2 separate regions of the Mus musculus genome follow, and region 1 is linked to region 2. Evidence: chromatin loops called from intact Hi-C (ENCODE). Cell type or tissue: gastrocnemius. All regions are shown on one strand. Each heading gives the region's core, and the rest is flanking DNA. Links, peaks and the distances in the headings are about the cores only. Region 1 holds the start of Mtmr14 (myotubularin related protein 14). Region 2 overlaps Gm43868 (predicted gene, 43868).

Evidence for each region. Hi-C counts contacts between places; a loop is a spot of excess contacts. Peaks named below come from ENCODE experiments on the same cell type or tissue, not always from the same donor. Only the 100,000 strongest peaks of a DNase experiment are listed, where the experiment ranks them.
Region 1: it touches region 2 in a loop (2.7-fold over the local background); 13 of 42 quality-filtered maps call a loop at or near these places.

Annotation. Positions count from the first base shown.
Region 1 is chr6:113,230,442-113,245,548 of GRCm38, forward strand. Mtmr14 (myotubularin related protein 14) reads left to right here and starts at 7,402. Exons shown (of 19, transcript NM_026849.2): 1 at 7,402-7,680; 2 at 9,844-9,992. The coding sequence starts at 7,525. In gastrocnemius, for the core only: no CTCF peak of the experiment used is centred there; a DNase peak (open chromatin) is centred at 7,309; H3K4me3 peaks cover 2,239 bases; H3K27ac peaks cover 2,249 bases.
Region 2 is chr6:113,030,421-113,045,527 of GRCm38, forward strand. Gm43868 (predicted gene, 43868) reads right to left here. Exons shown (of 1, transcript NR_164179.1): 1 at 13,615-15,107. It also overlaps the pseudogene Gm23244. Among named protein-coding and RNA genes, the nearest start is that of Gm43868, 8.2 kb to the right of the region's middle. In gastrocnemius, for the core only: no CTCF peak of the experiment used is centred there; a DNase peak (open chromatin) is centred at 7,774; H3K4me3 peaks cover 807 bases; H3K27ac peaks cover 1,359 bases.

The DNA of each region.
Region 1 (15,107 bases), core at 2,671-10,670, 200 kb after region 2:
GCTCTTCTCCACTCTTCCTAGTCCCTCCTCCCCTCCTGCCTTCTTGCTCAAATCAACTCTTTCTCTGCTTACCTTTTTACAAAAAGAGCAGGCCTCACAAGGATATCCTCTGAACGTGGCCTAACAAGATACAGTAAGACTGGGCAGTTATACTGACAAAAAACAGGTTAATAAAGGGAGAGCTGTCAAGTTTTTACATACTTCGGAGTGGTCAAATAGTTGACAGTTGATAAGAAGTTGGGTTTTTAATGGTGTGTGTGTATATAAATGGAGTTGAGGGGTGTGTGTGTGTTTGTGTCTCTGTGTGTGTATATAAATGGAGTTGAGGTGTGTGTGTGTGCGTGTGTGTGTGTGTGTGTGTCTGTGTCTGTGTGTGTCTGTGTCTCTGTTTATAAATGGAGTTGAGGTGTATGTGTGTGTGTGCATGTGTGTGCATACACACTCGCGTGCATGCACACAGGTACCCTGGTTCACGTGTGGAGGTAAGAGAGCAACTTTGTGGAGACTGTTCTCTCATCTTCATCCATCTTTTCTTGGGTTTCAGCGATTTAAGAGGCTGGTAGCCAGGCTTTCCCAGCAAGCACTTTTACCACTGACCCATCTCACTGCCTCCTCCCACCCCTGCCCAGAGTTGCTCTTTAAAGTTGAATCCTGTTAATAAATACACAAACATGATTAGAATGTCACAGTTTTGTGACCTCTCAAGGAGTAACAGAGGTAGGCTGTATTGATGGCAGCCATTGGACTGGAAAGATGGCTAAGCAGTTAAGAGTACTTTCTGCTCTTGCAGAGGACCTAAGTTTGGTTCCCAGCACCCATGTCAGGACCCTGCAACCACCTGTAACTCAGCCCCAGGGGATCCAGCACCCTCTTCTGGCCTCCGAACACAATGCACTCATGTGTACATATACACACAGAGGCATACACAGACACATCGTTAAAAATAAAATAACTCTTGGGAAAAAAAAAGCTGATAAACACATGAGATAACATAAACAAGGGTCAGATAAAAGCAAAGACAGATTTGTGCAGGTGCAGAATAGACTGGCAACTTGAGAGATGCAGGCTCAGTCACACATAGCCAGTAATCTCACCCCGGGCCATGATCTCCGAGTCCTGTAATGAGGAACAGCTGCTTCGAATGCTTGGCTCTTTGGAGGCAGTTGGAAAAGACTAAGGCAAGCCTAGCATTCTAAATCTGATCTATACCTGCTGTAGAATGTGCTGGATCCTGGTGCTTACAGAGAAGTACTTGGGAAACCAGGGATGTTAAATGCGGGAGGGTTGTCTCTTCCAAAGACATATAACCTGTTTTCTTCCCAGGAGGCTGGAAATGCACGTGGCGAGTAGCCTGGTGAGATCTCTGTCTGAAGGGCCAGGCCCTACCTGGCTCCCCCAGACTCTTATGTTTATCTCGGTCTTCCTTCCTATACCCTTACCTTGAGCATTGCTTCTCAATCAATAGAACCCATCTTCATGGAAGAGGTTGGTTATACTTTGTAAAGAGTTTCACTGTGAAAGTGGCTTAAGCTTTGTTTTACACACGAGATCAAGTTAATTATCATCAGGAAACTTTCTCCTAAATCATGCTATGCTTAAACAGGCCTAGCTAAATGGCCTGGTGTCAGACTCTAGAAGTTTGAGCCAGCACCAGCTACTGAGTCGTGGTAACTGACCTCCTTCCTCCTCTTTCGTGCAGATCATTGCTTTGCTGGCTGGGGTGTTTGTAGCATGGTGGTTGTAAATGGGATGAATCCATTAGATTGATCAGGTCAGAAGGCAAACTGGAAATCTAGTACTTCCAGTTTGCAAGACAGTCTCAGATTCCCTCTGGTTCCTTCTGCTCCCTCTGGCAGATTCAGTACCCCAGGTGATGTCTGTGTAGCAGTTTACTTCTGTCAATAAAATCTCTAAGACTATCTTGACCAGTCTGCAACCATTTTGACTTTGTTTTTTAAAATACATTTCTTTAAATCCACATGGTGGCCCATGCTTTTAATCTTAGCACTGGAGAGGCACAGGTAGGAAGGTCTCTGTGAGTTTGAGGCCAGCCTGGTCTACATAGTGAGTTCCAGGATAGCCAGAGCTACATAGACCCTGTCCCAAAAAAAAAAAAAAAAAAAAAAAAGATTTTTTTTTTCATTAATTTAGTTATGTGTGTGTGCCCTGGTGCATGTGGAGGTCAGAAGACAGCTTTATTGAAATTGGTTCTCTTCTCCCACTATGTGACAGCTCCTGGGGTCAACCTCAGGTCAGCAGGCTTGGTGGCAAGCAACTTTGCCTGCCATCTTGCCAGCCTCATTTGGCCTTTGTGTTAACAGCAGTGTGCTAATAGTGGAGAGCTTTGAGAGGGCTGAATCGGACGGAGAGCACCTGAGTCTTGGGATTGACACCAAAGACAGAGGAGAGGGCAAGGCAGCCGACAGATGCCTTACACTTGTGTGGCCTAGGTCACAGGACCGGGTGCTGCCCCTTTAGAGAAAACGTTTGCTTTATGGACCCAAAATGACATGACAGAAGTCTTACGCACACAGGGAGAGAGGGGAGAAAAAAGAGATTATGAATGTAGTTCATTTGGTAAGTTTTTGACGAGCATACACAGAACCCTGGGCTTGATCCCGTCCTAAAAACATGATAGTGTGTGTCTATAACTCCAGCACTCAGCAGGTAAAGGTGGGAGGGAGAGAAGTTCAAGGTTATAGATTGTTGGTTACTTAGAGTCTAACCTGGAGTACAAGAGACTCAAAACAGACAACGAAGCAAAGCAAACATACGCACCCAAAACTGAAAGAAAAGGAGAATGTTTGGAAATGGAGTTCGAAATTTGGGAGATGCCTTGAATGCAAGTTTGAACACAGTTTGGATATTTTATTTTTCTATATAGTAGTTTGCTATGTAGCTAAAACTAGCCTGAAACTCTCAGTCCTTCTGCCTCAACATTTTGCACTGAGATCCCAGGTGCACACTTGTATTACACCTGAATTGCACCTGTGTTGCACCTGTACTACAGGTGCACACCATCACACTCATCTCTGGGTTTTATTGTTACATTTTGTTTAAGCTTTGCACTAAAAAAAAAATATTTGAGAGGAGAAAGCTTTGGTGGCTTCCCTGTAACCCCAGGTCTTGGGAGGTGAAGGCAACAGAATCAGCTCAAGACTAAGGCCAACCTGAGCTACAGAGTAAGACCATGTCTCAAAGGCAACAACAGAAACTGATAACGTTTTCCTGGATACAGGTTTATTAAGCAAAAGTGATCCTCTTTAACCTTAGTATCCATAGCAGATGTACTTCTAAACAGCCTTGGCTTTCTTGTCGGCTTTAGGGACACAGCACCCCCCTCAATAGATGTCTGTAATTTTCCCCTCTTGTAAGCCTTGAAGGTCACTGGTTCTCCAACCTTTGGGACAGGACCTGTCAGTCTTAGAATGGTGTCAGTGCAGAGTAGCAGGTGTAGGATGGAGGTAGGCTCAGAGGTGCTGGCCACTCTCATTGGGAGGGTACCAGCAGGAATACCTGAGATGAACCACTCATTCATGTAGCCCAGACTGCAAAGCACTCGAGGCTCGAAGGCCATAATACTTTTGTCTGTGCTTCCAGGTGCAGCGTCTTCCTCAGCTGCAATCACTCCTCCCTAAGGAGGAATTTGTGAATGTCAATCTAGCTCTTGCTGGGCAGCAGTATGGTGCCTGATACGATAGGCCAAGGCTGGAAAGGAAATACTTATTTGAATTTAGTTTTAAGAGACTCTCCTTCTGTAGCCCAAGCTGGAGTCAAACTGAGAGCAATCCTACTGCCACAGTCTCTCAGGGGTTAGAACTATATGTGAGACTATGCACTTTTCCTTGTTGGAATCTTAATGGGAAGAAAGGGACTATGCAAAGACATTTATGCCCACATGTAGTCATTTAAAAAACATGTCATCCCTGACTTAAACCAAAGGTGATAACTTTTCAATAAGTTTCTTTGAATCTATTAGGTATTCTTCTAAAAAAATGTTAAAATAAAACTTTTGATATTAAAGCACCTCTAAAATAAAAGGGTTTATTGAGCTGCTCAGATCCAGCAAAAAACAAAAACAAAACAAAAAACAAAAAACAGCCCTGAGACAGATTTTTACAATTTACAGCAGTTGGGCTAGATGGAAATTGGGAAATATCACGGGCATAGGAATAGTAGTACACCTTTTGTGTGTGTGTGTGTGTGTGTGTGTAGGGAGCGGGAGAGGGAGAAAGAGGGGAGAGAAGGAGAGAGAGAAAGAGGGAGGGGGGAGAGAAGTTGAGAAGAAAAAGATTTTTTACTTCTAATTTACACTAAGCACAAAATCTCAGAGCTGGTATGTAGTTCAGTGGGCGTAGTGTTTGCCTACCTTGCAGGAAGGCCTCGGTTCCACCCCAGTATTGCAGAACAGGTGGAGTGGCATGTAATCCCAGCTCTCAGGAAGTGGAGACCAGAAGACCAGGAGTTCAAGGTTATCAAGTTTGATATGTATGAGACCCCATTTCAAAAATACTTTAAAGTCATTTTTAAAAAAACAGTTGGGAACTAGACATGGTGGCACCTGAATGTTAGCCTGGAACTCCCTGGGTATCTCAGGCAGGCTTTGACTCTCAGTCCCTTGTCTCTGCTTCCTGAATGCTGGAGGGAGAGGTATACACTATCCTGGACTACATAGTGAATCCCGGGCCAGCCTGCGGATACACAGTGAGTCTATGCCCATGATCCCCAAAGAAACAAAACCAAATGAAGAGGGGGGAAGGAGGAGGAAAGAAAAATGGGTAAAAGATGTTTACAAGCACCCAAGAGAGAATATTCAAATCAGCAATAAATATGGAAAAGGTGATCAGCTTCATTAATCAGGGATATGCAAATTCAAACCAAAATTAACTCTACCCAAGAAGCCAGATGCAGGAGAGGACACGTTGTCTGATTCCATTTATAGGAATGTCTAGTGACAGAAAGCAAGTTGGTGGCCGTCTGGGGGTGGCGCTGAGTGAGAGCAACCAGCAGAGGACGAGGGTGTTTTCTGGGGTGATAATATAATTGGAGGATCACCTCCGAATGAGGATTTTATACTTTGTCAACAGTCACAATTAAAGCGGCTGTATTCACGCGTATGTATTCTATATTTCAGCTTGAAATATAAAGAAGCTTGATTTTTGGCCAGATTCAGTTTTTATCTAGAGCCTGGGGTAGGAAGGTTCTTGGAGCCGCAGAGTCTATTGCCAGTCTGGGTAATATAGTGAGATTCTGTTACCAAAATTAAAAGAGGAGCTCTGTAGAGTTCAGTTGGTACAGTGTTTGCCTATCTACTCAAGCCTTAGGTTTGATTCACAAAGGTCTCTAGCACTGCTAAACTAGACATGTTACTACATGCTTGTATCTCCTCAAGAGGAAGAGGCAGAGAAGTATAAGGTGATCCTCAGCTACACAGGGACCTTGGGGCCATCCTGGGCTACATAAGACCCTCTGGAATGGAGGAAGGGTGGTTGCTTTTTGTCTGTTTGTTTGTTTTTTGAGACAGGGTTTCTCTGTATAACCCTGGCTGTTCTGGAACTCACTCTGTAGACCAGGCTGGTCTCAAACTCAGAAATCTGCCTGCCTCTGCCTCCCAAGTGTTCAAGTGTTGTGATTAAAGGCGTGCGCCACCACACCCGGCTGCATTTTTTTTTTTAAAGCCCAATAAGATATCACTAGTAGGGCTGGTGAGACAGTGTGTGTGTATTTACCAAAAATATCTACAAAATAACTCATAGCAACAGATTTTTTTGAGAGTCGCACACTGTAGTACCACAGCTGGTCTTGATGGCTCCTTTGTCTTTTTGCCTCAGCTTTCGGAAGGCTTCACTCACAGGTGTAAGCCATTGCGATTGACTAGAAAAATCTTAGAGACATTATGTTTGTTCTACTTTTGTTGCTATGATAAAAACAAAAGCAAGCCAAGAAGAGGTTTATTGAGCTCACACTGTCACATCAGTGACATCATCATTGAGGACCATCAGGCAGGACAGGAACTCAAGCAAGAACCTGGAGGCAGAAAGTGAAGCAGAGGCCATGGAGAAATAAACACTGATTACCAGCTTGATCCCTGTAACTCTCTCAGCCTGCTTTATTCTACAACCCAGGACCACCTCTCCAAAGTGGATACCTCCCTCTGCATCAATTAGCAATCAAGAAAAGGCCCCACAGACATGCTCAGAGGCCAACCAGGTGGAGGCAATTACTCAACTGAAGAGTCCTTTCCCCAAGTTGGGAAGCAAGAATAATCATCACAGTTTAGAAGACGAGACTAAATAATAATTTTTTTAAAAAATGCATATTTTGATTCTATTTGACCATCGCCAAAAGGGAAAACTAATTTCCAGTATTAGAATTCAGGACAGGACCTAGTTGAGCATGAAGAGTGACTGACAGTCAGCAGGGGTTGTGGTTTGTGTTTTCCTTAGATTTCTTTACAAATCTAAGAAAATGAGTACTTTTAGGCACTATGTTAACTTACTATGTTTTCACAGCATCAATTTCATTTTGAGAGTTTTCTTTCGACATAAGTTATAGCTTAATCAACTGTCTGACTGATGGCCAAATGAGCAATTCTCCCTCAGATATACAATACTGAAGGAGGCCTTAACACCTTCTCTCTAAACATCAATACTTGGGGGTAGATAGTACACACATCTTCTGAGACTAACAATTCTAGGAATTTGGGACTGATATTTGAGATTCTCAGCACCCAGAAAGTGGAGGCAGGTGAGTCAGGAGTTCAAGGCCAGCCTTGGCTATACCACAAATAATTACCTACATCAAACAACAAACACCAGCCCAATACACAAACAACTCCCTAGACAGGGAAGAACTGAGCAGGAGATTGGCACGTGTTGATTTATGATGAAAGCAGCTGATAGGAAAATGAAGGAACATTATTATCTACACTTTTTTAAACATTTTTAAAAAATTAAGGTGTGGTCTGGGCTAGTCTCAAATGCCTGATTCTCACGCTTCATCCTCTGGCGTTTGCCTACTGACACCAGCTAGAAAATCTTTTTAAATAAATAGGATGATGGTCCACGCTATATTGGCAGGGACGTCCATAAGAGCAGTGGAGAAGTGCTGTTTGAAATGCTGTTTTGATTCTTGCAGCTCTCGTCTTCTTGCTGCCAGCACTAACTCAGGCCTCCGGCGGTTCCTTCCTCTCTTGTTGCCAATGGTTCCCGCCTTTCCCCTCCCCGCAGCCGCGGTGGTTTAGCCCGGCTTCCCCCGGGGAAACCCCTTGGGCGGAGCGCGGCCCCCGCCGTGAGGCCACTTGGATCCCTCCGCGTCAGGGGTGGGCCGGGGACCTGTGGGCCGGGCACGAACCCCGGGCTCTGATTGGCTGCGGCGGGAGTAAACATCCGGAGAGGTGGGGCGGGGCCGGAAGTGGAAGAAGAAGGCGGCGGCTGAGTCGGTTCAGGAGGTTTTAGAGCCGGAGTCCGAGCTTCAGGTGCCATGGGCTGGGGGAAGGCGCCCTGAGGGGACTCGAGGCTGTGCATGGCGGGTGCTCGGGCCGCCGCCGCCGCCTCGGCGGGTTCCACCGCCTCGTCGGGCAGCCCGCCGCCTCAGGAGCCCGGGCTCTGGGAGCTGCTGGAGGAGTTCTCCCGGACTCAGTACCGTGCCAAGGACAGCGGCGGGAAGAGCGGCTCTAAGGTGAGCCCCAAAGGTGCAACGACCTGAACTGGTCCCTGGCCTGAGTTACCGAGGGAAGACTGTGGTTCGGGATGGGAGGAGAGCTGGAATGAGACCTCCTTGGGGAGGCACGGGAGAGGAACTTATCCAGGATATGGACTCAGAGAGTAAGGATCCGGCTTTACACCAAAGAGGAGGACCGAAGCTCCTTGTGGGTTTTGGGGTGGGGGGTTGCTTTAACAGGGGTTTGGAGGTCAAGGGTCGGAGTTGTGGGCCAGGTGCAAAGGTTAGACAATAGGAACGCTACCCTTCGTGAGCCTAGGAGGGGTTACCAACAGATTCAAAACAAAAAACAAAACCCCTAAAATCTAAGTAAAAATGGGGAAGAGACTCCTCTGGACCAGAGATCAGAGTAGAAGTCTGGAGTAGTGTGACATTATGGAGCCCAGAGAACAGCGGAGTGTGTCACCTCCTTATAAGGTACCAGCATGACTTAGGCCCTTCCCTTTCCTTTCCTGTAGAGCAAGAAGAGAACCCACATTCCCTTTCTGTTCCTTTTATCAGAAGTCTCTGTCCGTTGTCCCCCCACCCCGGGAATTTCCCTCTGCCCTAGTCACCAGGCCTGAAAAGAGAGCTGCTGATCTGGTCGAGGCATACTGACCTCAGCACTGATAGACCCGGCCCTTTCTCTTTCCCAGTGTGGCATTACACATTGGCGTTGGTCTCTGTGCTGGGCCATAAAACTGGTTTGGCCCCAGAGGTTACCTAGGGGCTGAGACATCTTCTATTAATCTCTGAAGTAACAACCTAAGAAAGATCACTAATGTGGTATTATCGGACCAGACAATTAAGTACCTTTCAGATTATAATTGGCATCATTTGGAGCTCTTGTTAAACACAAAGATTTCTGGTCTTAGATTCTCTTAAAGCACAATGTCTGGGGAGGCAGACCCTAGAATTTGTACTGTATGTTCAGAAAAGCCTTAAATGCGTTATCCCAACCAAGGCCAGTCATGCACTCCTGTCCTTCTGTCTCCACTTCCTAGGTGATGGGGTTACAGGTGTTTACCCTCATGCTTGGTTTCTGTGGTGCTGGAGATTGAACACAGGTTTTTATGCATGCCAGACCGGCATTCTACCAGCTGAGCTACATCACCAGCCTTGGTGTGTGTTGAGGCGTGGTTTTTTGTCTGTGGCCCTGGCTTGGTTTCACAGTCATTATCCCAGGATGGCTTGTAACTAATAATCCTCCTGCCTTAGCCTCCCAAGGACTACATACACGTGTGAGCCACCACAGCTGACTTCGAGGGCAATCTTTTGAGTGGTTATAGGAGGTGTGTGATTTTGATGGATCTCACTGCCCTCTGAATGTCTGTGAAGATTAGAGTTTTACAAGTTAAACCTTACTCTCACCACAACTGGTCTTAATACTGCTCCAGGCTTCATGATCTCTTGCAAAGTTCTTGATGTGTTACAGGCGGTAAGCTTTTCTTCCAGTGGGCTTTTCACTGAACTGTGAACAAAAGGATTAATTTTAGAAGGGAGCCTTGCCTTTAGTTTTATAAGCAGATGGTATGTAAAGAGACAACTGTCTGCAGCTTTTACTGATTTTGCTGACTAGAGCTTCTTTATTTTTGTAGGTGTTGTTGAGACATGGTCTTGAGATATATAGTAATTCATATATAAATATACACACACACATGCACGCACACACTGAACTCGGCATCCTCCTGCCTCAACATCCCATGTAATAAGATTGTAGATGTGCACCATCGTGCCCAGCTGACTGGAGCTTCAACTGGAGTTTCTGGGGCTGTAGAACAGAAAAAAAGATTTTTTGGTGTTAAAAGAACATAATGTGTTAATGCTATAATAGTAACCTAAAGCAACAGTTACTGTTGCTTTGTTTTTTGGGACAAGGTCTCACTATGTGCCCAGCCTCCCTGTGACTCCACAGTCTTCTGTGCAGTGAGGCTAACGGGCTTAGGTACCACCTGAAGCATGCCACACGTGAGTTAATATAGAGCCCACGGTCCAGCATCATGTTTCTTCCCAGCCTTGAATGATGATCACAGAATTGCTTGTCACTCACTCCCAGGGGCCTCTTTGGATCATGGGCCACTTAAGCTCATGCCCTCAGAACCTGAGAATTCTCTTCAGGCTCAAGTCTCCTTCTCTATGCAGGTTGAACGCATTGAGAAGAGATGTCTGGAGCTATTTGGCCGTGACTACTGTTTCAGCGTGATTCCAAATGTGAATGGTGATATCTGCGGCCACTACCCCCGCCACATCGTATTCCTGGAGTATGAGAGTTCTGAGAAAGAGAAAGACACGTGAGCATCCTGTGACTGTAGTGTGCATGTCGGGTGGACCTCAGAGGCTCATCCCCACGGTCAGGAGACTGGGCAGGGCATGCTCACTTTGCTCAGGTGGGGTTAGTTCCTGGCATCTTTACGGACTTAAGGTTTGAGTTTGATTGGCCAAGTAGTACAGCTTCAGATGAGAAGTGGAGAGTCCCAGCCCTGCAGCTTTCACCCCTCTGTTTGACCTCACTGACCTAAGACAGCAGACATACTTTCACCTCTCTGAACAACTTCAGGGCCATCTTTTGTCTTTAGTAGGTGTAGTTGGAAGGAATGATGACATATCAAGACAGACTGTATTTTATTGAGGTAGTACCCTCATGTAGCCTGAGTTGGCCATGCGCTCACTTTGTAGCCATAGGAATGATCTTTAACTTCTGATCCTCCTGCCTCCACTGCCTAAGTGCTGGGGTTACAGGCTTGTGCCACCATGCCCAGCTTTCAGGACATGCTTAGGGGTGTTTCCCATGCTTGTCTCTTAAGAGCCTGGGCCTACAGTCACACTGCTTGAGTTAGCATCCTACTACTTGTCCATTTTCTGACTCTGTAACTAACACTAGGCAAGTTTTTCATTCTTTGTCCTTAGTTTTTCTTTGATAATTCCCGGCCTCCTCATAATTAAGGCTTGCAAGGACTAATTAAAATTCTAGAAGGGTGGCTTGTGCAGTTCCTGATGATAAATTGTGCTAATGCAAGCCTGATGTGTAAGAATTAAGAATAAGAGCTACCATGTACACCGAGGTTGTCTGTCCCAGGCTCTAGGTAGGGAAACAGTACTCAGCAGAGCAGACTTGAAACACCTGATAGGAACTAGCTCATCAGGTAGTAAAGGGTTATGGTTCTTTGGTGTGGATAATTATTCTTAACACTGAGGCTCCATGTCTGCTCCTAGTTCTTCCCTTAAGTTCCTTGCTTGCTGTCTAAAGGGTGTTCCAGGAGCTGCTATATAATCTTTGCCCTGTAAATGAGGGCATTGGGAAAGCTCCTGCTGCTCAAAGCAAAGCCATCGTCTCCCAAGACCTTGGGGAAAGTGTGGACTCTTGGGCTTTAGAGTCATGGGTCAAAATCACGGCATACCAAGATGCCTAAGCAATTCATGTGTGTGGAGAGAGCTGAGAAGTGCTGCTGTAGGCAAACCTAGAGGATCCTCCCTGGTGGTGTGTTTGAGATGACTTCATGATAGAGAGCCTGTGTAAAAGTGTTTCCCCGGGCTGGTGAGATGGCTCAGTGGGTAAGAGCACCTGATTGCTCTTCCGAAGGTCCGGAGTTCAAATCCCAGCAACCACATGGTGGCTCACAACCATCCATAACGAGATCTGACTCCCTCTTCTGGAGTGTCTGAAGACAGATACAATGTACTTACATATAATAATTTATTAATAAATCTTTAAAAAAAAAGTTTTTCCCCAAAGTTCTCGGACAACTTTTGAACAGGCTTTTTCTTTCCTTGCCCTGGCTTTTACTTCTTTCTCCTTCCTTCCTTTCACACACCTTTCTTTCCCTTTCCTTTCTTTCTCACGTTTAGTTTGTTTTGGGTTTTTTTGTTTTTTTGCTTTGAGAGAAGGTTTCACGTTGTAGTTCTGACTGGCCTTTATCAACTCGGCCTCAGCCTCCCATTACAGGTGTGAGCCACTGTGCTCAACTCAGTGGAGCACTGATCTTTGCCAAGGAGTGTGACCTTCTGGGATGGGTGGGTGTAGTGCTTTTCTCCAGTCACATCTGTGCACAAATGAAGACTGTGGACTTTAGCACCCCCCCCCCCGGACCTTCTAAAGCAGTTTCCAGTCTGCATTCCCAGACCCCCTTAGATGCCTTATATTCTATAGCCAGATGTGGGGAGAGATGGTTTACAAGCAGATGAACAGCATGGTCAGAGGAGTTAAAGACTGAAGCCTTTCTTTTCTTTTCTTTCTTTCTTTTTTTTTTTTTTTTTTTTGTTTGTTATGTTTTGGCTTTTTGTTTTTTTTTGTTTGTTTGGTTTGTTTTTTTTTTTCTTCCGAGACAGGGTTTCTCTGTATAGCCCTGGCTGTCCTGGAACTCACTCTGTAGACCAGGCTGGCCTCGAACTCAGAAATCCGCCCGCCTCTGCCTCCCGAGTGCTGGGATTAAAGGAGTGCGCCACCACACCCGGCTAGCCTTTATTTTCTTATGTGTGAAGGGATATCTAGAAGAGGGCCATCTCTTGAAAATTCAGTATATTCTTCTTCTGTGAAGATCCCAGTTACAGCACCTTTCTTAGTTCTTCTCTAACTTCCCTTCCAACTTAGCCTTATAGTCCTGTAAGCTAAAGTTAGTCTGTAGCCGTCTCTCACTTTCTCTCAGTCACCTGCTACCAACATTGTCATCTATGTAACCAAGGCTGACCTTAAACTCATGAACCTTCTGCTTACATCACCCAAGAGGCAGAGTTAGAAGTGTCCACCATGTCTTGCCCAACCTCTTTCCCCCTTTTTACTCTTGTGAGTGCTGTGTGGCACTTAACCTCTGCCCTCTGATAGCATTCATGTGAGTGAACCACAAAGATATCTTGTTACTGCAGAATCTGATTTGCTACCTCAGAGGTGGGGCCAAGATTCAGCATTCTCTAATTAGCTCTCAGTTATGGTTGGTTGCTTGTCCTGAAAGGAACATGTTCAGTGCTTATTCATTCTAGCAGTAAAGAGAAGAATTTCTAGTGGCTGATAATTGAGTACTTGTTTTTAGCATACATGAAGCCCCTGGGTTAGAGTCTTAGCACTCTATAAGCAGGCCATTGTAGTACATGCTTGTAATCCCAGGGGAGAACTGACTGCATCATTGTTAGCTACAAGGTCTGATAACAAGCCTGGACTATGAGATCCTGTGTTGAGAGGGAAGAGTGATTGATTCCTCTCTGATTGTCTTAAGTAAAGATTTCACACACTTATGTCCTATGAAAAATATAGTATCGCCCCTATTCTACAGAGAAAAAAGTTGAAGCCCAGAGAGCAGTTTCCCTTTACCCAAGAGGCAGTTAGCAGAATGATTCCCCTCTGTCCACTGGTCTACCTTTTCTTTACTGCTACCTTGTCCATAAGGGTCTCACTTTCTAGGAAAAGAATAGTATGCTACCCTTGAAGAGTTTTGTTAACGTGTGCATTTGTATCTCAGGGCCTTGAACAGTTTCTTAAAGTGTGTGTGTTTGTGTATAGGTACATAAGACCAGGTACCAATGAAGGCCAGAGACATCCCATCCTGCTGGAGCTGGAGTTCCAGCTGGTTGTGCACTTCCTAGTATGGATGCTAGGAACAGAACTTAGGGTTTTTCCATTATAACCCTGACTATCCTAGAATTCGCTCTGTAGACCAGGTTGGCCTTAAACTAATAGATCCAACCCCCTCTGCCGCCTGAGTGCTGGCACTAGGCTCCCCCTTTTTTTCTTTTTGATATGGGAGCTTGGCTAAGGTTTTCAGTCTGACCTTAGACTCCTCTTGCCTTACATAGCTAGAACCACAGACACATGTCAGCATGCCCTGCTTTAGAGTTTGTAGTTAGTTTTCATTTCTTGCATGGTCATTATATTGAAGTGACATTAATTGGCAACGAGTATTTGTTGAAAGGAAAAGAATTTGGGTATAATTGGATAGGAAGAAATATGACTGCATGCATAAATTACTGTGACATGAATAGAGTGAGTTAGCAGGCTGTAACTTGATTCAGAAAGGGCTTGGTCTAGCAAAGAAACCTCCCCAGTTCTGTCCAGGAGGGCCAGAGGGTTTGCTCTGAGTTTTTGCTGAGCTGCCTCTGTGGTGGACCCCAAGAATCCAACAGGTGAAGTCCTCATCCCCAGGCCCAGGCTTGGTGGGCGTGACTCAGCATTGGCTCAGCAAGAGCCCGAGCTAGGGGACAGCACAGCTGAGGTTGCGGATTCACTCTGGAGGCTGAGCCAGGATTGCTGTGAGTTCCAGGCCAGCCTGGGTCATAGTGTGAAATGGTCTCCCCCACCCCACCCTCTCAAAAATCCAGGGCCAGTGAGATGTCTGAGCAGGTGAGTAGCACTTCTCTTACAGTCCTGACCCCCTGAAACCATGTTTAAAAGTCAGATGTGAGTGAGCACTCAACATGTGTGATCCCAGAGCTCCTATAGCAAGATCAGAACAAAGACAGGAGAACTCACCAGAAACTCGGTTATTAAGCATTGTGACCAAAATCACGAGAGACCCTTTCTTAAAAACAAGGTATTAGGAGAGAACCATGTCCTCAAAGTTGTCCTTTGACTACCTCGCACCATGATGTATGCCTCCATGTTCACATTCACTCCTCCCTCCCTCCCTCCCTCCCTCCCTCCCTCTACAAATAAAATCCTTTTAAAGGGCTTTAAAAAAATAAATAACCCTGGTAGATGGTTGGTGATGGTGGTGGTGGCAGTGGTAGTATACACCTTTAATCCCAGCATCAGAGAGGCAGAGGCAGATCTCTTGAGTTCAAGGCCAACCTGGTCTACAAAGTGAGTTCCAGGACAGCTAAGACTAAAGGAACAAACACCCAATAATTAAAAACAAAAGAAAACACCATCACCAACAAAAACAGAAAATACTGTTGCCACATCAATTCTGGCAAGCTTTCTTAAACCTGTATAGCATTCCTAATGTAGGTTGGCTGCTCCCTGCGTACACCCAGTCTTCCTGCCTCAGCCTCAAGAGTAATAAGATGGTGGTCATTTATTATCAAACCATGCTTTAAAAATAGTTTTGTGGGGCTGGTGAGATGGCTCAGTGGGTAAGAGCACCCGACTGCTCTTCCGAAGGTCCAGAGTTCAAATCCCAGCAACCACATGGTGGCTCACGACCACCGGAAATGAGATCTGATGCCCTTGTCTTGGTGTGTCTGAGGACAGCTACGGTGTACTTACATATAATAAATAAATCTTTAAAAAAAAAAGTTTTGTGAACCGGGTGGTGGTGCATACCTTTAATCCCAGCACTTGGGAGGCAGAGGCAAGCGGATTTCTGAGTTCGAGGCCAGCTTGGTCTACAAAGTGAGTTCCAGGACAGCCAGGGCTACACAGCGAAACCCTGTCTCGAAAAATCAAAAAAAAAAAAAAAAAAAAAGGAATAGTTTTGTGA
Region 2 (15,107 bases), core at 3,418-11,417:
AGAAAGAAAGGGACTTGGTGGGAGCCTGTGTAAACAGCTGTCAACAGCCTCCAAGTGTCCAAGTAGGGAGGTTTCATCTTTGTGGCACCTGACCTATTCAACATCTGCTATGTGAATATTTCCTTATCACTCTCTCCTCTGGTGACCCCCTTTTTCTTCTCAACTCTCTGGCCACTGTTGGTCCACCATTGTCAAGCCAGGCACACATACAAAGGCAGGAATTTAAAAAACCACACATGTACCTGTGGCGCTACCAGGAACTGTCCTAAGCACTTAGACACTTGAAACATCCCCACCCTGAAAAGCAGTGGATAAAGGTCAGACACAGAAGGGACTGCACTGGCTGCAGACTGTGGTGGCAGCTCCATGTGAGAACTGCAGTTCTCTTCACTGAGCACTGGTCCCTGTGTCTGCTGTAGAGCTAACCTGAAGGTGTCCTAATGACCTGAAAGGAAAGTGACACTGAGTTGGCCCGGCTGGTCAGTCTTGCCAAGCTTTAGCTCCAGACTAGCCGACTACAGGCTGGCCAAGCTCCCTACTTCTGTTTGGCCTTCTCGGTGGCCTCCTCTGGCTTGCCCTAAGCATTTATCACTCAGCAGGAGCATTCTCCCGCACAGCTCCTTTCCCTGGACGTCCAAGAAGCCTGAGCGTCACCTCAGTTTTAACTACTTTCTTTAGCTATGATTTGCACCAATTATGTAAGCTGCTGATTCTGTGTTCTGTGCCTACAGAGCAGACACCTGGGCTCCAGACACTGCCAGCTTAGGACAGGCCCCACAAACACCTTATGCCTTGTGTTTCTAAAACTGAATTCATGACTTCCATCTCCCGCCTTCCTCATATGTTCTTTCTGGTCATCACCCTGGATCTCCCTCAGTTCACTTAAACATGCTTGAAAGCCAAAATCATCAAAGGTATCTCCGTTTCTTTAAACACTTCTTTGGAGCACTGCAGGGATGACTGTGAATCATACTCCCTCTTTTGAAAAACTAACTTTATCACTGGCTTGCAGGTGTGGCCTATGTTTATTGTTCTCACTCGAGTACTGATCTCATAGGTAGGAGTACTGGCTATGTCCACATCAGCTTTCTGAGTCATCTCCACCACAAATCCTTGTTTCTCACTCGCAGTGCTTCTCACCTGAACTGCTGTAATCCAGCGTCCCTTGTTCAGCTTCTTCTAATTTCCTCGAAGGTATTTTTTTTGTTTCATTGGGGTTTTTTTGTTGCTAGTAAACATTTAAAAACATTTTTTGTTGAAGTAATAAACATCTGCTGTAGATATCTTGGAAAAATATTGTTACAGATGTTTGTTGTTAGTGTAAGTATGTATATATGTGTGTATGTATTATGCATTACAGCCATTTTCCCTCAATAGGCATACCTCCTTATATGGAAAGGATTATATTACACACATTCTTGTATGTCCTATTTTTAAAATTAGCCTTGTGAATAATTTTTTATGTCAGTAGGTCTCTTTGTTTTCATTATTAATGAAAATGTACCATCTTATTATTAGCACCATTAAGTTTCTGTATTTCCTAATCTTACAAAAAATACACTGTAATAAACATCTTTATCCATGTTTTCCCCCTATGGGATAAGAAAAGCCAAAGATGCTGCTATTTTTAAAACTCTGAAGCTGTCACGAAACACTCTGACAGAAGGGCTTGATCCTACTACATTCCTACTGTGGGTGATCACTGTAATGTACAACTTAGGTTATTGCTGAAAACTGGGAAGAAAGTTATAGGTTCAAGTACATAAAAGCAGAGAAGGCTCAGAAATAAGGCATCCATACACAATCAGGCCAATGTCTCCATTATAGAGTTCAGTTCTCAACATCCACACTGGGCAGCTGACAACTGCCTGTTACTCCAGTTCCGGGGCATCCAACGCCCTCTTCTGGCCTCCTTGGGCACCTGCATGTATATACTCATAGCAGGGTAGTTGTACGTCAACTTGACACAAGCTAAATTCACCTAAGAGGAGGGAATCTTAATCAAGAGAATGCCCTACTGGAAGCATTTTCTTAATTAGTGATGGGGGAGGGCTCAATCCATTGTGGGTGATATCAGCCATCCCTGAGCTGGTGGTCCTGGTTTCTATAAGCTGGTTGAGCAAGCCATGAGAAGCAGGCCAGTAAGTAGCACTACTCCATGGCCTCTGCACCAGCTCCTGCCTCCAGGTTCCTGCCTTGTGCATGTTCCAATCCTGACTTCCTTCGATGATGAATTGTGATGTGGAGGGGTAAGCGGTGAGCCGAATAAACCCTCTTTCTCAAGTTGCTTTGGTTCTAGTGGTCTACCACAAAAATGGTAACCCTAAGTAGGACATACAGAGGCAGGCAGGCACATACACATACATGTAGATAAAAAAAAAATTTAATGTAGCCGGGCAGTGGTGGCTCACGCCTTTAATCCCAGCACTTGGGAGGCAGAGGCAGGTGGATTTCTGAATTCGAGGCCAGCCTGGTCTACAGAGTGAGTTCCAGGACAGCCAGGGCTATACAGAGAAACCTTGTCTCGAAAAAAAGAAAGAAAAAAAAATGTAATGTGAAAATGCAGCCAAGTTTAGTGGTACAGGCTATGATCCCACCTACTTATAGGGAAGTTAAGGTATGATGATTGAAAATTCAAGACCTGTCTGGAATAAAGAGGGCTTTTAGTCCAGTCTCAGCCATTTAGTGAAATCTGTCTCAAAAGAAAAGTATTTAAAGGGGGTGGGATATAGCTCAATAGTGTTTGCCTATATGTATGCATGAGTCCCTGTGATTAGGCCCCCAACCCAAATTAAAATAATCCAATTTTGATTCTTAAGGCAAGCAGCATATAAGACCAAGGACTTTCATTTTCTACACATGACTAAGTGTTTAATAGCTTCCTTCATTAATTATTAAGGGTGATTAAGCGTTTATGTTCACAGGGAAAAAGAAGTACTGCCAAGTGTTTAAAATGCTGGATTGCTCAGGAAGTTTGGCAATGATGCTAATTTTCTGTTGCACATGTGAGAACATGGGTTGTGGGAGTTTCCAGTATTTCAGAAGAATCTTTTTGCCTTCTCCATTGCTGTTTCTCCCCTTCCTCCCCCGGTCCTCCTTTAGTACTTCAGTGTTGTGAGTATCCATCACAGCTCTCTTCTGTGTGTTATTTCACATGTCAAATAACTTTGTTTTCCTATTTTTGAACATTCTATTCATGCATAAATGCCATGATATTCTTACTTAGGCTTCTCTCTTCTCTCTCTCTCTCTCTCTCTCTCTCTCTCTCTCTCTCTCTCTGTGTGTGTGTGTGTGTGTGTGTGTGTGTGTGTGTGTGTGTGTGTAATCCTAGCTTTCCTGGAATTCACTATGTAGACCTGACTGGCCTCAAACTCATAGAGATCCACCTGCCTCTGCCTCCTGGACTTAAAGTTCTGGCGCTAAATAAAGGTGTGCTACCATGCCTGGCTTCTCTCTGGTCTTCTGTTATTACCAAGTTCTGAGCCAGTCTAGGGAGAATGGAGGCAGCAGGTATAGTTTAGGGTCCTTTGGCCCCAGTAAGTTGGAACCAATAGTCTGAATGACTCAAAATATCCCTTCCCTGAAACTAGGTCAGTTTATTTATAAAGAAGTCTGACCCCCAAGATGATCAGGTGTTTGGGGGAAGAAGCCAAAAGCAATCTTTCAGGAAGGTGATAGGGAAGGTCAGAGACTTGTCCTTTATTCTACCTTGACTTCAAAAACACAGTTCTTAGGTGACAGGAGAATATATGCGGTACTCTGTTTAACATTAGCAGGGCTAATTCTGCTGTGTTGAGAACTGTAATAATACTGCTCAGTACTGGGATGGGCTACCTGCAGTCACTGGCCGGCAGAGTCACTATAGTGTGCATCTGAAGATGAAAGACTAGTAGGAAAGATAAGCAAGGCCTTCCTATCTCAGTGCCTATCCAAGGAAATAGAGATATCTGCAATTTGTTCCAGCTATCAGGTCAATCCGGCTTCTTCCATCTAGCCTGAGAAGTCATGCTTCTAAAACGTCTGTGATTACTTTGACAAACAGCCTAGGAGAGGAGATAAAGTCTGATTTCAGCCAACCCAGCTTGCATTTCAGTTTCTTAACAGAAACTGCCTGAGAAAGGACTGCTGCACGGCACATCAGCACATTTCCACTCTTTCATCTAGAAAAAGGAGAGAAGATTGGCTAATTAATCCTACTCGACGGTTCACATTTCTATTGCCAAGAGGAGCAGTTACTCACCAACAGACACTAGAAACACCCACACGCAGACAGACATGTACAGTCAGGTCCTTGTCAGGCATTCCGAGCTTGCCATTCCACTCACAGGAAGCTCTGGTTGAAGTATTCCCAAGCCTCAGAACAGGCCTCCACTCAAGAGCAGAGGCGTTGTTGTTGTTTTAATTTTGTATTTTCTTTTATGAGTATAGATGGTTTGTCTGCATGTATGTCTGTGTACCACATGACCAGATGAGGGTGTCATAGCCCCTAAAAATGGAGTTACATATAGTTGTGAGCCACCATGTGGGTGCTGGGAATCAAATATGGGTCCTCTGAAAGAGCAGCCAGTGCTCTTTTTTTTTTTGTTTTGTTTTTGTTTTTGTTTTTGTTTTTGTTTTTGTTTTGTTTTGGTTTTTTTTTTTTTTTTTTTTCGAGACAGGGTTTCTCTGTATAGCCCTGGCTGTCCTGGAGCTCACTTCGTAGACCAGGCTGGCCTCGAACTCAGAAATCCGCCTGCTTCTGCCTCCCGAGTGCTGGGATTAAAGGCGTGCGCCATCACGCCGGGCTCAGCCAGTGCTCTTAACCACTGGACCATATCTCTGGCTCCAAACAGCAGAGTTTTATATAGTTTTATATGCAATAAAATTACAAGCAACCATGATTTACAGATAGATATATTTACAGCATTTTTTTCTTGGATCATAGAAAAGATAGAATACCTAACGATAGAGGGAGAGAGAAGAAAGGGAAAGTCAAGCGTAGCTGTGCATGCCTGTAATCCCAGTATTCAGAGGCTGAGAGAACTTCGAAGAGGAGGCCAAGCTGGGTGATGTAATGAATCTGAGGCCACCCTGTGCTACACAGCAAGACAGACAGATGAGAGAGAGAGAGAGAGAGAGAGAGAGAGGGGGGGGGGGAGGAGGAGGAAGAGGAAGAGGAAGAGGAAGAAACTAAATGAAATCAGGCTAAAAGTAAGCAAACATTTTAAGAGATAATGTGAATGGTTTATTCCCATACTGGATTGTTTCAGCTAGTGAGCATAATCTATGTTAAACATTGCTCTGCCCCATTGTTTAATTCAACACAGTCATTGCACATGTTCTATGTTAGTCATGGTTCTAAAGAAAGAGAACAAAACACAAGAAAATTTCCTCCTTCTTGGAGTTTACCTCTCAGTGGGGATAGCTTATTTCGTTGTCCCAATAAGAAATGGAGATTGGGTGTCATCCTTGCACAGGGGCCATGCTAATCTTCTCTGTATCGTTCCAATTTTAGTATATGTGCTGCCGAAGCAAGAGAGGTGGAACAACAATATGAACTAACCACTACCCCCGGAGCTCTAGCTGCATATGTATCAGAGGATGGCCTAGTCGGCCATCATTGGAAAGAGAGGCCCCTTGGTATTGCAAACTTTATATGCCTCAGTACAGGGGAACACCAGAGCCAAGAAGTGGGAGTGGGTGGGTAGGGGAGTGGGGGGGGGGAGGGTATGGGGGACTTTTGGGATTTGAAATGTAAATGAAGAAAATACCTAAATAAATAAATAAAAGAAACACACACACCCACACACACACACAAAGAAAGAAAGAAATAGAGATTGGAAAGTCAGGATTGTCTAAGGTACAGGATTGTCCAGTGGCAGAATGTGTGCTCATCATACACAAAAGCTCTGGTTTGATCCCTGGCAGCAGAAAAGAGAGTGAAGAATGAAAAGTAAGAAGAGAAGAGGAAAACCATACATAGAAACAGAAAAACAGGGTCAAATATATAGGACAGAAAAAACACTGAGGGATCTTTGAGTTTTGCTTCAGTTGCTGTAATAACACAGTGACTTGGGGAGGAAACAGCTTATTTCATTTAAAGCTCATTGTCTATCACTGAGAGAAGCTAAGGCAGAAACTCAAGGAGGAAAGCTGGAGTCAGGAACTGAAGCAGAGGCCACGGAAGAGTGCTGCTTACTGGTCTACTACTCTCCATGTACTGCTCGGTCTGCTTTCTTATACAGCCCAAGCCTAGCTGTGCAGGGGTAGCGCCACCTACAGTGGTTTGAACTCATCCAACATCAATCATTAATCAAGAAAATGAGTCCAAAGAGGTGCTATAGGCCAGTCTGATGGAGGCAATTCCCCAACTGAGGGTCCCTCTTCCCAAAAGATTCTAGTTTGTTCCATATTAACAAAAACCCTATCAGCACAGGGGAAGAGGAGCTAGTGGAAATTAGACCCTGTCTCAAAACAGGCTCTTTAGGCTTGGCTTCCTCACATAGTAAGCAGCAAAAACAGCGCAAAGAGTAAAAGTAGGAGCTACCAGGCCTCTCATGACCCACACTTGGAACCAGTCATGACATATTGCCACAATGCCACATTCTAGAGATCCAAATCAAATCCAGAGGTCAAAGCAAGCCATAAGCCCAGCCCAGGCAATGCCCCTTGTTAAGAGCAAGGATACCAGAATTGTTGGAAGCTATTTTTGTAGAACCTTTATAACACTTCAATGAATATCCACAGCCACTTATGAGACAGTCACCATTTCACTCCCTATTGTATAAGTAAGGGAAACTCAGACTGGATTGACTAAATAGCCCCCTGACGCAGGCATCATATCTGGGAGTGGCTCTTCACTGCTGCAGAGTTCCCCTTTACTTTCAAAGTAGAGGGCAATGGTTAGATGGCTAGAACCCAGTGTTCCTTCTTCTCTGAGAGAGATAGGAAAGCAAAGTACTGAAGAGTTCAGATGCTGGAGTGCAAATCACTTTGGTTTGTAATTCAGTGCTGGTTTTAATTCATTGTCACCATGACTTGGGCTAATTAGCCTCAGTTTCACCACCTTAATAATGGGGTTGATAATGTACAGTTAAAACAATGGTGAGATAAGACCCTGCCTGGACACATGCAGCCAGCTCTTTTTTCTCATGGGATCTACATTCATTGACTCAGTCAGAAAGAAAGGATGTTTTCAAATAACACCTGTACTACACACATACAGACTACTTACATAGAATTTACATTCTATTAGTTATAAGACAATCTAGGGATGCCTTAAAGTATACAAGCAGATATTCACAAGTCAGTAGTATGCCACTTTATATAGAAACTTCAGTATCTTTGAATTTGGGAATCTATTGAGGCACTTGAAATGAATCTACTACCACACCTAAGAACTTTCTACTATTGTTAACTTGAGTGTCCTAATTATTTGCCTTGAATCAAGCAGTGTACTTCAGCCTCAAGACCACTGTGTCAAGAGTTCCTGTGGCCTACTGACACTCTATGGACACTGCCTCAGTCAGCTTTGCCTCTGACCCCAATTCTGCTGCAGTGACTACTCCCAAGGAACTCTGTCACGAGGTTGACCCCATGTCTGCTCTTTCGTTGCACTGCGTATCCCTGTTGCAGCTATCTACTCTCTGTGCTGGAGCCCTGGTGGCCATCCGTGTTTACTTACACCGCTTCCTTTACCAGTCTCTTTCAGCTCGGACTGGACAACTGGAAGAGGAAATGGAAGTTTCCAGGTTAGCTCATTTGCTGCATTTGTCGTGCTTTGAAATAGCCAAAATGCTCCAGCGTGAGGAACCACTAGGTGGCAGGGCTGCTTCACTGCCTGCCTCATCGCTTTCTTTATTCCTTTATTGTCTATACATCAACTGCAGCAAAAATACAGTTTCTTTAAAACGAATCAGTTGCTTTTAAATCAACTTGCTTACTGCTACGCAACTGCTGAAAAACTAAGAAAACTCACATACTTTGCTCTGAATATCCACTGTGATGTCACTAATTCCTTTCGGAGCTCTCACAGAGGTCAGATTACTGCAGAAGTTTTACTGCCTTCGGCTTAAAAAGGCGTGGGAAAAGCAAATAAACCAGTGCCTGTTGAGCACACGGCCAGAGCTGATTGTTTTCCCTCTAGTTGTCAACGCCCAGCAGGACAAAGATCTTTAGGTTAAGGTTCATGGACTATTAGGCTGTTGTTTCATTCATAGGATTGTGGCCCCATCTCTCCTTTCCCAGAAGGTCGCTTCGGAGGAGATGGAATTTCAGCTGCTTCCTGAGACAGAAGCAGGTGCAGGCACATCCTTCCTTCAGTTACGTCCCCACAGGAATCCAACCCGTCAGGTGGGAACTCTTAACAAAATGGACTAGGAGGGACAGAGAAGGGAGGAGATGTGGAGCGAAGGCCAAGAATGCTAATAAAGCCCTTGTCTTACAGCACCAAGGACGGAGAACTGCTGTAGACAGTTGGCGGGATGAGACATACAGCTAGGTGTGGTAGTGCACATTTGCAATTCCATTACCTGGGAGGCCAAAGCAGGAAGGTCACGGGTTCTAGGGCAACCAGTGCTACTTAGTGAGACTGCAAAAATAAACAGACAAGTTTTTAACATATATATCATTTAGAGTTAAATGTAAAATTAAGATACAAATCCTTGGGGGCTGTAGCTGGAAGGACAGAAGGGAGAGGCAAACTAGCAAAAAGGAAAAGTTAAAGTCAACTTAGGTAACACAGCACAGTCGATAGAAAATATGGAAAACCAAACCAGCAAGGTATAACATTCATAAACAAGGAAACGTTATTTTGAGGCATGAAGGTAATAAGAAAATAAAACTAAGCTAAACCACCCAACCAAACAACAACCCTGAAAACACAAAGACCTAGTAATCCTTGTGTCTACACAACAGATGGAGGCACTAGGTAATAGAGTAAGCGGTACTGTGTGGTTTCCTAACCACCATCTTGTTGTACCTTAAGAATGGGCTCGGGTGAGAGATCGCTTGGAAGCTAAAGTCCTCGCTACTCAAGCCTCACAACCTGAGTTCAACCCCTGGAATAAGCAACTCTACAAAATGATCCCCAGGCCTCCAAACAAGCCAGAACACGCACACACCACCTCCACCACCTCCACCATCACCTCCACCACCTCCACCATCACCTCCACCACCTCCACCACCACCTCCACCATCACCACCACCTCCACCACCACCTCCACCATCACCACCATCACCACCACCACCACCACCACCACCACCATCAGAGAATGACAGAATGGGTGAAGGGCTAGTAAGATGGTTCATGGGGCAGAGTGCTTGCCAAGCAAGTCTAGTAACATGAGTTCAATCCCTGAACCTACAAAAAAGGGGAAGGAGAAATTGAAAGGAAATAAAACTTGAGAACTGTGGTTCATGTAATTTATGTCAAATAGCCCAAAGAGTTGTTTGTGAGCTTTGAAACTTGGGGCTAAGAACATAGCAGAACAGGCCAGGACATGCCTGGGCAGGCCCGTCGTCACATGTCCTGACTGGCCTAGTGCCTCCCTATCTCCCGCCCTTCTGACAGTCTGTTGATGTTTAAATGGACCAATCATGTGAAACCGTGCCAATTCCTCCCCAGCCCCACCCCTTTTCTATAAAAGTCCCTAGCTTCCAAGCCTTGGGGTCGAAACCACTGTCTCCTGCGTGAGATACGTTTTGAACCGGAGCTCCGCCATTATGGCTCCACCATGTGGTCGACACCTCTGTCTCCTGTGGGAGATATGTGTCGGCCTGGAGCTCCGTCATTAAACTACCTCATGCTTTTACAACAAGATGGTTGTCTGTTCGTGATTCCTGGGTGCGCGCTGAATCGAAAATTGAGTGGGGGTTTCCCCACTAGGTTCTTTCAAAATCCGACTTCTCCCTCTTCCTTTCTGATAATAATAACACATTATTTAAAGAATAGGCTGGTATAAAGTAACTTTTATTTGCCCAAAGAATTGTTGTCTCCAGACTTACTGCCTCCATCTGTTATCCTAGGTCTAATCCTGGAAGCTTCTAGCCTCCGTACAATCTTATCTAGATCTAGAATGTTTTCAGCCTCTAAGACTTGCTGCTGAATAAACTTACCCTTTCTTGTTCTTTCTGATCTCTGACTGGCAGGTTCAAATCAGCTGTTCTGGCTCAAACTCCTTTCCAAGATGACTGATTCGAACTAACTTCTCTCAGCTTCTCTTGAATTGCTTTGCTTGGCCTCATACTAACTCTGGCAATCTACTCTTCTAGCTCCTTCTTGTTCCCTGGTTCACCCAGTCTTAACCTGTGTCTATTTGTTCTTTCTTCAACCTGTCCCTGAAAAAAAAATCTCCTGGTAAAACTGCCTCCTCCTTTCTCTGTGCTGCTCTCTTAAGTAGCCTCTTTTTCCTCTCTTCTTGTGAGAGTTGGGCATATCCTATTCTGTCAAATCTTTCTCTGATTCATCACTGTCTGCCACTCAGTTAACATCAAATATGACTGCTTCCTTCTAAAACATGACTTTACTTTCATCCTTTGGGATTAAAGGTGTGTACGAAGGATGTGTCTGTATTCCAGCCAAAGGGATTGAAACTCAGGGCTAAGCCACACCACAACTACAAAGTTTTCCCAGCAAGTAACACACTCTTAGGGTTCACAGTCTGACCAAATATCCTGGAGCAGAGCATATATGAGAAACCGGACTCAAGGAAAAGAAAAGATCCTAGTGTAAAACAGATCTCCAAGTTCCTGGGAACAGCTTCCTTTGAGCTTTAAAGTTGATGCTCTGCATCTAGCATGAGTTATCTAGCATTTAAGCAGGAGAGAGGAATGTCGCAGGGAGTAAAGGCTGGCTGCCAGCTTTGGTTACCCGAGTTCCTTTGCTGGGACCCACATGGTGAAAGGAGAGAATGAGTCCCTGCCGCTTGTCCCCTGATCTCCACAGGTATGACGTAACAAGCTTGCGTGTGCATGCACACACACGTGCACAGACATAACACATTTAACACATACTTGTTTACTTGGAGATGACTTTGACTTACTAGAACCACTACTGTGAGTTACAAATTAGAGACTACAAGTTTTCATACATATATGTAACATTCAACATAGGCATTTTCTACTAAAGATCCACTTTATGTCAATATTTTCACAGCATATATTTGGGTTCTCTATGCTACAAACTAAAGTTATATTAATCTTTCTAATAAACTGGAGATAAAATATGCTGTTGGCTTCATTGGTGGCATTTCGGTACAAATTTCTCAGCACTTGGACCTATCAGCAGAATGTGGTTGGTCTACAGCAGCGAATATGTTAGGCCTGGCCACACACTTCCTTTTTTATCTTCTTTTGAAAACCACATCCAGTCTATCAGTAATGACTGCTATTCTTTCTGAACATATCAGAACTTGACACCTCTCACGATACCCAACCCTAACATTATAGTTCGAGTATCATCGCCTCCTACTTGGACCTCAGAAATGGTCTAGTTACTGCTTTCATACAGGCTCCAGAGTGGTAGTTTTTGCTGTTTGCTTTTTGGGTTGAAATAAGGTTATCAGATAGTTCAGGTTGGCCTCAAACTTGTCATGTAGCTGAGGATGGCCTTGAGCCTCTATCTCCCAAGTGCTAGGATTACAAGCCTGTACCATCACCATATACTGGAGATGAATTCCAGTTTGCATACAAAGCAAACACTTTGCAACTAAACTATACTCCCAGTCCCAAAGTGCTGAATTTTTAGAATATATATATATAATGCATGTGTGTATCTAATGTATGTAGACCAGGAGACTGTATCAGGCCCCTTGAAGCCGTGAGTGACTGTGAGCCATCCAATGTAGGCACTGGAAACTGATCCCTAGATCCATAATAGCAGCAAGTAGACCTTACTACTAAGCCAGCTTTCTATCCCCAGGATAGTGTGCTTTTAACTGTAAGCCACGGTGAGAATTTGTAGACTATTGCTCATCCCATCTTACACTTGATTCCTTCGTTTTCCTCAGCCTTACAGCCTAAGGGGCCTCTTAGTTAATTCACTGTGAACTTGCCCTGGAATACTCTTCTTCCAGATTGCTAAACAACCTGCTCTCTTCCTCCAGACTCTGCTCTGTGTCCTTACCAAAGAGACCTTTCCTGTCCTGCTGGTATAACATTGGATTATTCCCTATATCTCCACCATTCCAACCCTGATAGTTTTTCTTCATAAGATCCTCAAAGAACATTATTACTGCATATTATTTATTAATTCTGTCTTTTTTTAATTAGAATATATCGAGAATATAAGGATATATAAGGATCTCTCCCTTGCCCTCTACTGCTGTATACCCAGAGCCTAAAAAATATCTGACATATAATAAATGGTCAATATATTGTTGCTAAATTGACAGGCCCAACATACAACTGGTGGAACCTTATTAGACAGTATAAAGACACACATTTGATACACATGAGATGGCACTAAATGATATCCAGAGAATATCTCTTCAGTATTTTAATCCTTCAGTATGTTACAAAGATCTCTGTTAGTGCTGAGTTGTCTCTATGACCTGGCCACTTATCTCCACAATTAGGGAGTGAGGAGCTCTAGCTTCACAACCTATTGAAAGCCTTTTATAATCCTAAGATAAAAATGAATAAGCAAATGAATACATTTTTAGAAAAAATAAACATAAAAGCCTTTTACATAGACTAATATTTGATAATTGAATAATCTTATTTACATTGATTTTTTCACTATTTTGTGTGTGTACACATGCCCACACATGTCATAGCTCCATCAGCACTGGAGATCAGAGGACCACCTGTGGAAGTTGGTTCTCTCCCCATGCCATACAAGCCCAGATCATCAGGCTTGGTGGCTACGACCCCCACATGCTGAGCCACTTCACCAGCTACTGCCTCCCAACAATTCTAGGAGGGAAGGATGATTTTGCAGAAGAAGCTGTAAATGAATCTCCCATAAGATCCAAAGCTTCCTCCACCAAGATAAAATTCACATAAAACTTGCAGTCTTATTAAAGTGTATAATTCAGTGTCTCTTAGTACATTTACAGTGGTGTGTAACTTATCATCACTACCTAACTACAGAACTTTCACATCTTCTGAAACATTACCCATCACCCCAATTCCTTCTAACCCTAAGCAATCCTGTTTTCTGACTCTATATATTGACCTTTCCTAGACACTGAATATAGATGGAATTGTAACCTGTGGTTTTCTGTGTGTTTGTGTTCTCTCCCTCCCTCCCCCCCCCCCCCCCCCCGTCATTGGGGACTGGACCTATGGCCTCTCACATGGTAAGATTAAAAGGGCACTATCACTGAGCTATATCCCCAGCCTATATGTGGTCTTTTGCATCTGGCTTCTTTCAGTTAACATGGCATCCAAGTTTGACCGTGTTGTAGCATGTACCTGTACTTCAGTACTTTTTATGAGGTAGCTTATGGTAGAGTTCTTACCTAGCACATGTAAAACACTGGGTTTGCAATCAGGCACCACAAAATAAAAGTTTCAACAGAACTTTTTAAAGACTAAATATTAACCTGTTGTGCAAATACCACATGGATTTCAGGTTGTTTCTAGTTGGAGGCTATATGCAGTGTTTGTGAACAACTTGTTTGAATGTTTTCTCTTCTGAGTATAATATGCTTGCTGGTAGAATAGGTAATATGGTGGATCTATGTTACGCCTCTTTCAGAAAAGCTAAACTGAATTCTAACGTGGCTGTCACATTTTGCATCGACAGCAGCAAGATTTCATTGCTCCACATCCTTCCTATAAGAGATGATTTTTGCTTTTCAAACTTGCCATTTGAATAGTTATCATAAAGTTAGTGTTAGTGTACATTTCCCTAATGATTGGTGATAGTGACCATGTACTTCATGTACTTATATTGGTCTTTCATGTACCTTTTCCAAAAGCTCTGATGCAAGTCCTTTGTAAAGCAGGATAGAAAGGAGAAATTACAAGGACCTGAGAAGCAAAAGGAGCCGCTCTCTCAACAGCTGAGAATCACAGATTCCAAAACACTTAGCAACTGCTTGAGGCCTTTCTCCTTTCTCATCTCAGAACCTATAATTTTCTAGAACTCTCATCAGAAACTCCATTTAGTAAAGGGCATGTCCTAACCCCTTTGTACAACCCTAGTGGCTTCCGGTTTTATTAGAGTGTAATCCCATCCAAGGTACTTCTGAAACATCCTATAATCTCATTTATGAAAAATAAAGAAGGAATAAAGCTTTCTTTTCCATTTGAGATGTAATTTCAGAGCCACTAAGAGTTGTTATTCTGAATTTCTAGGCTTAAAATCTATGCTAACACTGTCTTTAATAAAGTTTGCTGTTTTGAGAGGGCTACACTTTCAGGTGCTTTTTTTGTTTTGTTTTTTTGTTTTTTGTTTAAGACAGCCTTGGCTGTCCTGGAACTCATTCTGTAGACCAGGCTGGCCTCAAACTCAGAGACTCAACTGCCCTTGCCTCCCAAGTGCGGGGATTAAAGATGGTAAGCCCCACCATCTGCCCCACCTCCCAAACATTTATTTATGGAGGTGAGGATCTCACGGTACACTTGTGGAAGTCAGGGGGCAACCCATGGAGTTTGTTCTCTCCTTCCACAGTGTGGGTCCTGGGGATAGAATGCAGATGGCCAGGCTTGATGGCAGACACCTTTTACATGCTGGGCCGTTTGTCAGACCCCTTTTTTATTTTTTACTAAACTACAACGCCGCTTTCTACGATACTGGCTGCTCCTAAACTCTTTGATGCATCCAAGGCAAGGATCCGGTTTTTACCTTTCTCATTGTCCGTGCTGACAAGGACAGTGTGGCTCCATGCCTCAGCTGCTGCTGCCACCACTGAAACTTTAAACAATTTTTATTATTTATTTATTTATTTATTGGTGAGGATGAGGGGAGAGGCAGAGAGAGAGATTGCAATGCAGTGTCATAATGCCCTTGGAGCCAGACTTGGCTGTCAGAGCCCCTGAAGTTACAGGTATTGAGAGCGGCCAGAGGTGGGTGGGTGCTGGGTACCAAATTTGAATTCTCTGGAAAAGCAAGCCTTAATCACTGAGCCATCTCTCCACCATCGCTCCCCCCCCCCCCCCAAAATCCGGCTGTCTCTTTC